3 separate regions of the Homo sapiens genome follow, and all the other regions are linked to region 2. The links are chromatin contacts, found by Hi-C or POLR2A ChIA-PET in ENCODE. All regions are on one chromosome and are shown on one strand. Each heading gives the region's core, a stretch centred on a gene start or an enhancer-like site at or near the end of the contact. The rest is flanking DNA. Distances are from core to core; before and after follow the strand shown. Region 1 overlaps PPP3CA (protein phosphatase 3 catalytic subunit alpha). Region 2 has its middle 140 kb from the start of LINC01218. Region 3 overlaps PPP3CA (protein phosphatase 3 catalytic subunit alpha).

Region 1 (2,700 bases), core at 184-2,683, 260 kb before region 2:
GGTTGAATAGCAGGCTCATCTAATTTGACTTAGCATAGCATTTAACACAGCTGATCACACTGTCTCTCCCGGAACACATTCTTCTCTGGAGTACTTGCAAATCACATGCTCTTGGTTCTCCTCCTGCATCATAGGCTGTTCTCTCTCAGTCATTTTTTTTTCCTATTTCTTCTTTGTTTCTCCAGTCTCTAACCATTTAACCATTGGAATGCCCCCTTCTCTTTTCTATATAATGCATTTGTGGAGTGAGCTCAAGCATTCTTCTTTTATGTATGACACTGATGGTTTCCAGTTTTTTTTTTTTTTTTTGAGACTGAGTCTGGCTCTGTCACCCAGGCTGGAGTGCAATGAGGTGATCTCAGCTCACTGCAGCCTCTGCCTCCTGGGTTCAAGTGATTCTCCAGCCTCAGCCTCCCAAGTAGCTGGAACTGCAGGTGCATGCCACCATGCCCGGCTAATTTTTGTATTTTTAGTAGAGATGGGGTTTCACTATGTTGGCTAGGCCGGTCTCGAACTCCTGACCTCAGGTGATCCACCCGCCTCGGCCTCCTACAGTGCTGGGATTACAGGCATGAGCCACCACACCTGGTCCGTTTCCAGTTTTTATCTACAGTTTGAATCTTTCCTCAGTGCCTCTAGTCTCATATATACAAAATACCTGCTTAACACTTTCACTTGCCTGTCTAAATTAACTTGTCCACACTCAGACTCTTGCTTTCCCTTGTTCTTTCTGAGCAGTAATGGTGGCCTTCTTGATATTTATTTAAAAAAGAAAACAGATTCACAGCTCAAGGCCTTTATATTTGCTATTACCTCTGTTTGCCATGCTTTTCTCCCAGATACCCACATGGCTTAGTCTCCCCACCTCCTTACGTCTGCTCAAATATCACTATTCTCAATCTGGCTACTTTTTCTTCTTAATTTTCTCTCTAATGCTTATTTGACATGCCGTATATTTGTCTGTTTATTGCTTTACATTCCAAGAATATATGCTCTAAGAGGGCAGTGACTTTTGTCCATTTTATTCGCTAATGTGTTCCCATTTCTTACTACAGTGCCTGGTCCATAGTAAGTGCTCAATTAATATACATTGAGGGAAAAGACTACATGAACATTACTACCACGATGATGTTATAGTTGATTTCAGTTCCAGGAACTGAAAATGTGAAAGTGCTTCCGTCAATTTCTCCTTTGAAACTTCACTTTAGATAACTTACTTCTTTAGTGAGAAACAGCAGCCCCTTATTCTTAAAGGAAGATTTCCATTGTGTGCCTTTTTCTTCTGCAGCTGTCTCTGAGCAAATTGCTCATTCTAGCTTCTTCTTGGAATGAGTCTCTTCTCTGAACTTCTCTTGGCTCTTCCCTCTTTCAGCTTGGCTTCTGTTCACGGAGCTTAGTTCTACTTCCTGACCTCACAGAGCTTGCCCTTTTTATAGTAAAAAGCCTGTGGTGATGTCATTGGCTCAGCTGGTTTCAATCAGGCTGCTCAGTTGAAGCTGATGAATGACTCTGCAAGTTATCTTTTGGAGGGCTGTACTTATTCTGATACAAAATACGCAGTTATATACAGCATTAACCATTTAGCAATTATCCCATGTGAGTCATGGGAATGCTTTTTCCCACTCTTTACTAACGGAAATTCTAATTGATCATTGGCTGCCCCACAAGCACAGCAGAGTCAGGTATCTGATGTTGGTCAACTGCTTACTGGCTCTTACTCTGCTTCTAACTCTCTAGGACCTCCTGCAGCCTTTCTCCTGCCTGTTACTTTATTCTGCTTTCTAAATGTCATTCCTTAGATCCTTAATTAAGCTACCCCAAACTTGTTTCTCACCTTGAACCTCTGCCTTACTGTTACTCATCCATTTGCTGCTCTTGGATCACACATTTTTTTTTGACCTTGCCATTTGTAAAATGTAATTGAATTGTGTGTGTGTGTGGCTACCCTTTTCTTTTTTAATTCTAGGCACTCATCTTTACTATTAATTCTGTAACAATTGCTATTTTTGACTTTAGAACATTGTCCTAACTTTTTTCAGTGAGAAGGTGATTGGTTTGTGATTTATTTCTGGTAATTTTATGCTTCTAAGTCTGATGCAAGACATTTTAATTACATTTTTTAGTTTGGAAGAGAAAGGCTTTATTGGGAAATTGATCGGTTTTCATAAAACAAATCTGTCATATTTAAAAATGGGCCTGCATAGAATATAGTGTGTATGAAAAGTGGTGGCTACAGAATCCTTGTAGTTAAAGCTCAGAAAGTTTTGATAGCCAGTGGCACAAAGGGGGCCAGATGTCCACGGGGGTGATTGTTTAAAGGGATGGTAGGGAAAATATAAAGTGAATGTGTAGAATGAAGGGGTGCTTATGACCAGGGTGAACTTCTAATTTATTGTGTAAATCAGGATGCTTTGAAGATAAAAGTTGTAACAGACATAAACTGGGACTGCCCACGCAAACCCTACCTATATATAACATTGCCGACACACCTCAGAATTATGGGTAGGCCTGGTTGGCCTTCATGATCAGTTGTTTTTCAGGACACAATGAAGTTAATATTCCACCTCTGTGGTATCCGCAGTCTGCTTTATAGCAGAGCAAGAGTCTCAGGAAACATAGTTTGAGAGCTCCAAGTTCAATATGGAGAGGTCTGTTTCTGAGCAGCAGCTATTTCTAAGCCACTGCAGCTGGGAAGGTGGT
Region 2 (2,700 bases), core at 152-2,651:
AACTTCTCCCCTAAGGCATTTTTGTCATGTTATATTTTCAAATCTTTTTATACCAATTGCTGGAAACATTTAGGCTTCTCAACAACTCCAGGTTGTCTGCAGGACTGTCCTGCAGAGAGTCTTACAAGGTGGCATGTAAGTGTATTCACGATCTGATTCCTGCCAATCTCATCTACCCCAAACTTGACCCTGAGCTTCGGCCATAGTGGACTTCTCACAATGTTCGGAAGACACCAGGCTTCCTCAATTCTCTGGGTCTGTATTCATGCATCTTCTATGTGCAGATTTCAGATGTGTCTTAAATACTGGAATGAGTCATTTCCTCCTCTCTAAGCACACAGTATCCTGTACTACCTCCGTTTTGACACTTAATCCACTGCATGTAATTGTTTATTGTCTGTCTGGCACTGCAGTGAGCATTGTTGCTATCTTTGCATTCTTAGGATGAAACACTGCCTGGCATAGTGTTTCTTGGAAGAAGGGGAGGTAGGGAAGGAGAAATAAAATATTTTTTGGCATGACCTTATGGTGTGGGCACTCCCAGATTCCAAATGGCAAACCATTATTGAAGAGCAGCTGAAACACTTACCCCAGTTCAATGTTACCTGTTCTTTCTCGTAAGAATTTCCTGGTCCCCAAAGGTCTGGAGTGGAGCCTACATTTTAATAAGCATCCACCAAAATTCTTGTGGATCAGACAAGTTTGAGAAACCTAGTCCAATTTATTTCTAAAGCTAACTTAAATTTCAGTTCTATATTTTTATTTCTACAGATTTTCTAGCACAGGCAAATATTTTACTGCTTAACACGGCTGTTACACAAGATTATGTATGATTAATTTAATTTTCATTTATAGTTGTTTAATGGATATGAATTTACACAAAAATGTGGGAATTATTTAAGTATGTAATACAACATTCACAACTGAAAAGGTTATGAGAAGAAAGCGGTGGTTTTGTTGTTGTTGTTGTTGTTTTAGTGTATTAGACTTCACCCAGAAAAAGGAGATAAGTGGTGGTGGAGTATCTGGAGATTCCTGGTGAAGAATCAATGAAAAAAGTTGCCTGTGCCTTGAAGAGAATGGAATGCTTTCATATTGAAAAGATTGCTTATTTCACACCACCCTACCTTACCATAACAACCACACCCATTATCACCATCAGCTTGCCAGAATTTGCTCACAAAATGCCTTTTGAATATATATTCAACACTGTTTACCTTCCGGAAGTTTTACCATGAGTCATTCCTTTGAGTTCAAAACACCTTCTCTAAAAATCTTTTTTTTTTTTTTTTAAGATACAAATCAGAGAAGGAAACCACCAACCTTTGTCAGCTATTAACATCTTAGTAAAATTTAACTCATATGTTTCTGACAGGGCTAGTCACAGACTAATAAAGATAGCTGTGTTTATAGAGAAGGGAAGGCCACAGCTGGAGAATGTGAGAGTGCTTGGGGAGAGGACTACCACCTGATCAACTGGGTGCATTATTGTGTAGCTATTTCTACTAGGCCTGTGGCAGAGAAAGGAGTACAGTGAAATTCAAGACAAAAATCTAGTCTCTCACAATATGCAGTGGCAGTGAAAATAAATCAATGTGTGTGCCACATGTACTCACTTCTGTATAGGGTTCTTGACACCAGTCCTGGCCTACAGTTAGGCCTGGGTTGGAATTTTTATAGCTCTGATACTTATTAGATGTCTGTGTGAACTTGAGAAACTAAGCTTCTTTAAATCTCATTTTCTCCCTGGTGATATGAAGGCAATGACAGTAATTAGTTCATAAGCTTTTCACGGGTTTCAAAAGGGATGATGCAAATAAAGTAGTAGGCATGGTGCCTGGCAGAAAGTAGGCACTCAGTAAACTTCAGTTATTGTTGTATTCAGCAGCATGCAGAGTCAAATGAGTGCTTCAGATATTCCGTAGGTGAAGATTGTGTATGCGTGTGTGAGCACCTGTGAGTGTGGTGGGCGGCTGAGAAGGTAGGTGTAGTCAGAAAAACCTAGGCAAAGCTGACTTGGTTGGAATCTTCCTACCTAGAGGAAAGCTGGAGAGGCTGCAGAGGGGGCAGGCATAGAGGGGGCTCCAGTGTGAGAGGAAAAAGTGAGAGCAGAGGAAAAGATCCAGAAAAATAGTGATATGTTGACCACTTGGTGAAAGCAAAGGAGGGGTGGGGCACAAAAAGTGATGAGAATGAGAAGCTAAGATGGAGCCAAATCAGTGTTTGTATCAGGAGGTATTTCGGCTGCAAGTAACAAAATACCTAACTGGGTTCAAACCACAGAGACATTTACAATTCCCAGACAAGGACATCTGCGACTTCGAGGACCCAAGGTTAGTTTGGTGGCTCAACAGCATCACTAAGGACTGAGGCTGTTTCTATCCTTCTCACACTATTCTTCTATTGGCTTCCGTCCTTGTGGTTGCAAGGATGGTCACAGCTCCTGGCATCACTTCCTCATGCAACACTGTTTCACTACTGGAAAATACTACCAAAGTAGCCTATAAATAAGACGAAACTGAATTCATTGCTTACCACAGTAATGTAACCACTACCTTGACAGAGGCATAGTAAATCTAGATGGGGAGGACAAAAGAATAATACTTATGATATATTTCTTTCTTTTTCTTTTTCTTTTTTTTTTTTTTTTTTTGAGATGGAGTCTCACTCTGTCTCCCAGGCTGGAGTGCAGTGGCGTGA
Region 3 (2,700 bases), core at 4-2,503, 290 kb before region 2:
ACATAATCAAGATAAGTAATTTGTTAAGCAAAAACTTTTTTAGGGAGTTACCTTCTTTATCTGTATATATTAGAGTTTGACTAATGAAGATTTATTTTCAGCTGATAAGGTCAGCCAACTATGGTGACGTATCTGATTTGCTAGGTTTTTGCTCTGCCAAACCACCTTCTCAGAATTGTTTCGAAGGTAAAAGCTCCCAAATACTTGACATATGGCAGCTATTCTCATTTCAACACATTCTGTGTTTCAGTTCCTGCAGACCAGGAAAACTTAATCTGTAATCACAAGTGGAGCTAGGGCAAACATATCTTACCCTCAGACATTCAGGTTTTCCACGTAAGGTAGGGTCATTTGTATAAATACACTGTACCAACAGAATCTGTTTTTTTTTTTTTTTTTTGGTTCAAAGTGAAATTAGTGCAGTGATTAATCCCATTTTAGAGTCTTTGTTCAGCATGATTGAAGTTTAATGTTTTTGCTAGGAAAAATTACTTGGTGTTTTGATAGAGCTGTAACACCTACAATACCACCAGTAGCATTGGTTCTTGAGAGGAGACATAGCATGCATTCCCTCAGATATAATCCTTCAATAAATACTACTGAAGCAGCTCTCTACCAGGAAGGAAAACAGCACTCATCCTCATCCTCCCGTGGACTCACTGTTTTTGTCTTGCCTATTCTGTGCTGTAATTCTCACATCTTAACTAAAGGAGCTACCACAACTAAACAAACAGACAAAAAAAAATCAGAGTATACCTTCACAAAATAAGCAGTCTATATGAAATAAGGGAGTTGCATTTGGTTTTTTTGTCAGTAAGTCTGTAATGCTCGATATATCAACTTTCAGAATTACAGTAAGTCAGAGCAAAGAGAATGAAATCTGTAGCTCAGCTTGTTTATTTTTTTGGTTTGCTTCTGCTGAATTTTGTTTCCCCCAAGTCAGAATACGAGTCTTTTTGTGTTCTCTCTCTTCTCTTATTCTTCCGAGAAGTGAAGGTGGTGGGTGTACAGCCCATATTTGTTTACTTTTTCTGTAGCTCATATATCTATTATTACTGGTGGTTTCTTAGTGGAAATTTTTCTTTCACTCTCACTTTGGCTTTACCTCCAAGTGCTTTCTTCTCTTGGCTGCAATTGAGCACTATAATTTGTGGCTTTCCGGAGGGGGAGCCTTGGTGGTCAGGTGGAGGAGGCAGGCCACATTCCAAAAGTGGAGTGGTAGGTGTTCCAGACAGAGTGCTGATTCAAGAGTGAGTAGGGGTGTAGGGTGAAAGTTGGCTACTAATTCAAGCCTCACCTGAGGCAGTGTTGCTCAAACAGAAAAGTGCCCTCTCTAATTAGCTGCCCCCATATGCGCTTAGATTAATGACAGCCAACTAACTTAGAAACCCCTTCCAGAGTAAGCTAGCCAAACAATAGATGTTCCATGGACATGACAAAGAGCTAATTTTCTTGTGCTAAGGAATTTTTAGCTCTTGTATTTGTGGTGGACTGCCTCATCACCTAATGAAGGTGAAGTACATTCTCCATTTTAGGAGGCAGAGTTAAAACATTTTCCTCCTGTGGATGTCTGATTAGAAAAAAAAAAAATCTCCTACTTCACTGTACCTTTCCAGCAAGTCTTATCCTCTCAAAGCACTGTGTAAAGCTTTGAAATTAACTGGTTCAGTGAGTAGATTATATTTTGGTACTTTCCTATTTGTCCTTAAAAACATTTTCTGACTGTTGGATGTAAAAGAAGATATTAATGAAAGGTTGAAACTTCATTATCATTGATTCTTTTTAAACACCCCCCTCCATAACCTGCTGTTTTCTGCATTTGAAATAGGAAGATTGTGACAAATGATTTCATTCTGAAATTGCTGTTGAATAGAAAGTTTTGATATTATAACTCTCATTCAATTCAAAGGATATAGATTTCATTTACCTTTATATAAAAAATGGTGATAGTCATTTTTCCTCCATATTTGTACTCTGAAAGAAATATATTCTAGGCTTTCTCATCAGTTAGCCTGGCCTTAAATGAAATCATGGAAACAAATAATTCACATCTTAAGTATTTTTTCAGTTTTCTAGAAAACTTTATGATTAAAAGTTGCTAAGTTCATTTCACATTTTTCCCAAGGTGTGAAATACAATTCTGTAAAGACATTTCCATAAACAATAATTTATGGGGTCACACTGTGTGGTACTTTCAAAGTTATGTGGAAAGTGTTTCTTTTGATCTCCTCTGAAACATGTGACTGAAAGAATAATACCTTTTGTGGTCTCAAATATTTCAGTTTTCAGTCGTGAACTTTAAAATTCACATGAGCAAAAAGAAACACCGCCTGAAAACCAGGCAGTTTTTCTTCCCTAGATGCCCAGAAACATTTTGAGCCATTCCAAACCACTGGGATCATTTGCTCTGATTTCAGATAAGCAGAATAAAATAAACAAACTCTTGCCCATGTGGGAAGTGGTTCTGCTGTCTCTTGTTCTAACCCTGCAAAGCCTGAATGTCTCCCCAGCATCTTTGAATGGGTCTCATTGTTTATTTATTGTGCTTTTCACAAGTGCTTGTAACTGTACCCTTGTTTTACTAATAGCTTTCTTCTAAAGTGGGTTGACATTTCAGTTAATTTTCAGTGTCCTCAATGTTTTTCCTTAAATTGGGCCAGACTGACTGGCCTGTTTAGTTAGTCTCGTATAGATTGTAGC

The links. A loop is a pair of places that touch in the nucleus more often than their neighbours do. ChIA-PET counts read pairs that join two places held with the same protein, here RNA polymerase II (POLR2A). Pooled maps may share reads with other maps.
Region 1: a pooled map shows a loop between it and region 2 (6-fold over the local background). The contact joins two enhancer-like sites. A Hi-C loop is called at or near these places in 11 of 37 single-sample maps with no recorded cell type and 12 of 50 pooled maps. POLR2A ChIA-PET finds 5 or more read pairs at or near these places in 2 of 52 experiments (A673 and IMR-90).
Region 3: a loop to region 2 is called in a map with no recorded cell type, with 10 times the contacts of the local background. The contact joins two enhancer-like sites. A Hi-C loop is called at or near these places in 7 of 37 single-sample maps with no recorded cell type and 4 of 50 pooled maps. POLR2A ChIA-PET finds 5 or more read pairs at or near these places in 1 of 52 experiments (GM12878).

The regions. Positions count from the first base shown.
Region 1 is chr4:101,278,429-101,281,128 of GRCh38, reverse strand. All of the region lies in intron 1 of PPP3CA (protein phosphatase 3 catalytic subunit alpha), which reads left to right. Among named protein-coding and RNA genes, the nearest start is that of MIR8066, 39 kb to the right of the region's middle. RefSeq lists an enhancer at 1,303-1,597. Within about 2 kb of position 1,433, at least 6 of the 41 ENCODE cell types and tissues checked have a DNase peak (open chromatin) inside an H3K27ac peak, as active enhancers do.
Region 2 is chr4:101,018,777-101,021,476 of GRCh38, reverse strand. No RefSeq gene overlaps it. Among named protein-coding and RNA genes, the nearest start is that of LINC01218, 140 kb to the right of the region's middle. Within about 2 kb of position 1,401, at least 12 of the 41 ENCODE cell types and tissues checked have a DNase peak (open chromatin) inside an H3K27ac peak, as active enhancers do.
Region 3 is chr4:101,304,869-101,307,568 of GRCh38, reverse strand. All of the region lies in intron 1 of PPP3CA (protein phosphatase 3 catalytic subunit alpha), which reads left to right. Among named protein-coding and RNA genes, the nearest start is that of MIR1255A, 24 kb to the left of the region's middle. RefSeq lists an enhancer at 2,223-2,700. Within about 2 kb of position 1,253, at least 5 of the 41 ENCODE cell types and tissues checked have a DNase peak (open chromatin) inside an H3K27ac peak, as active enhancers do.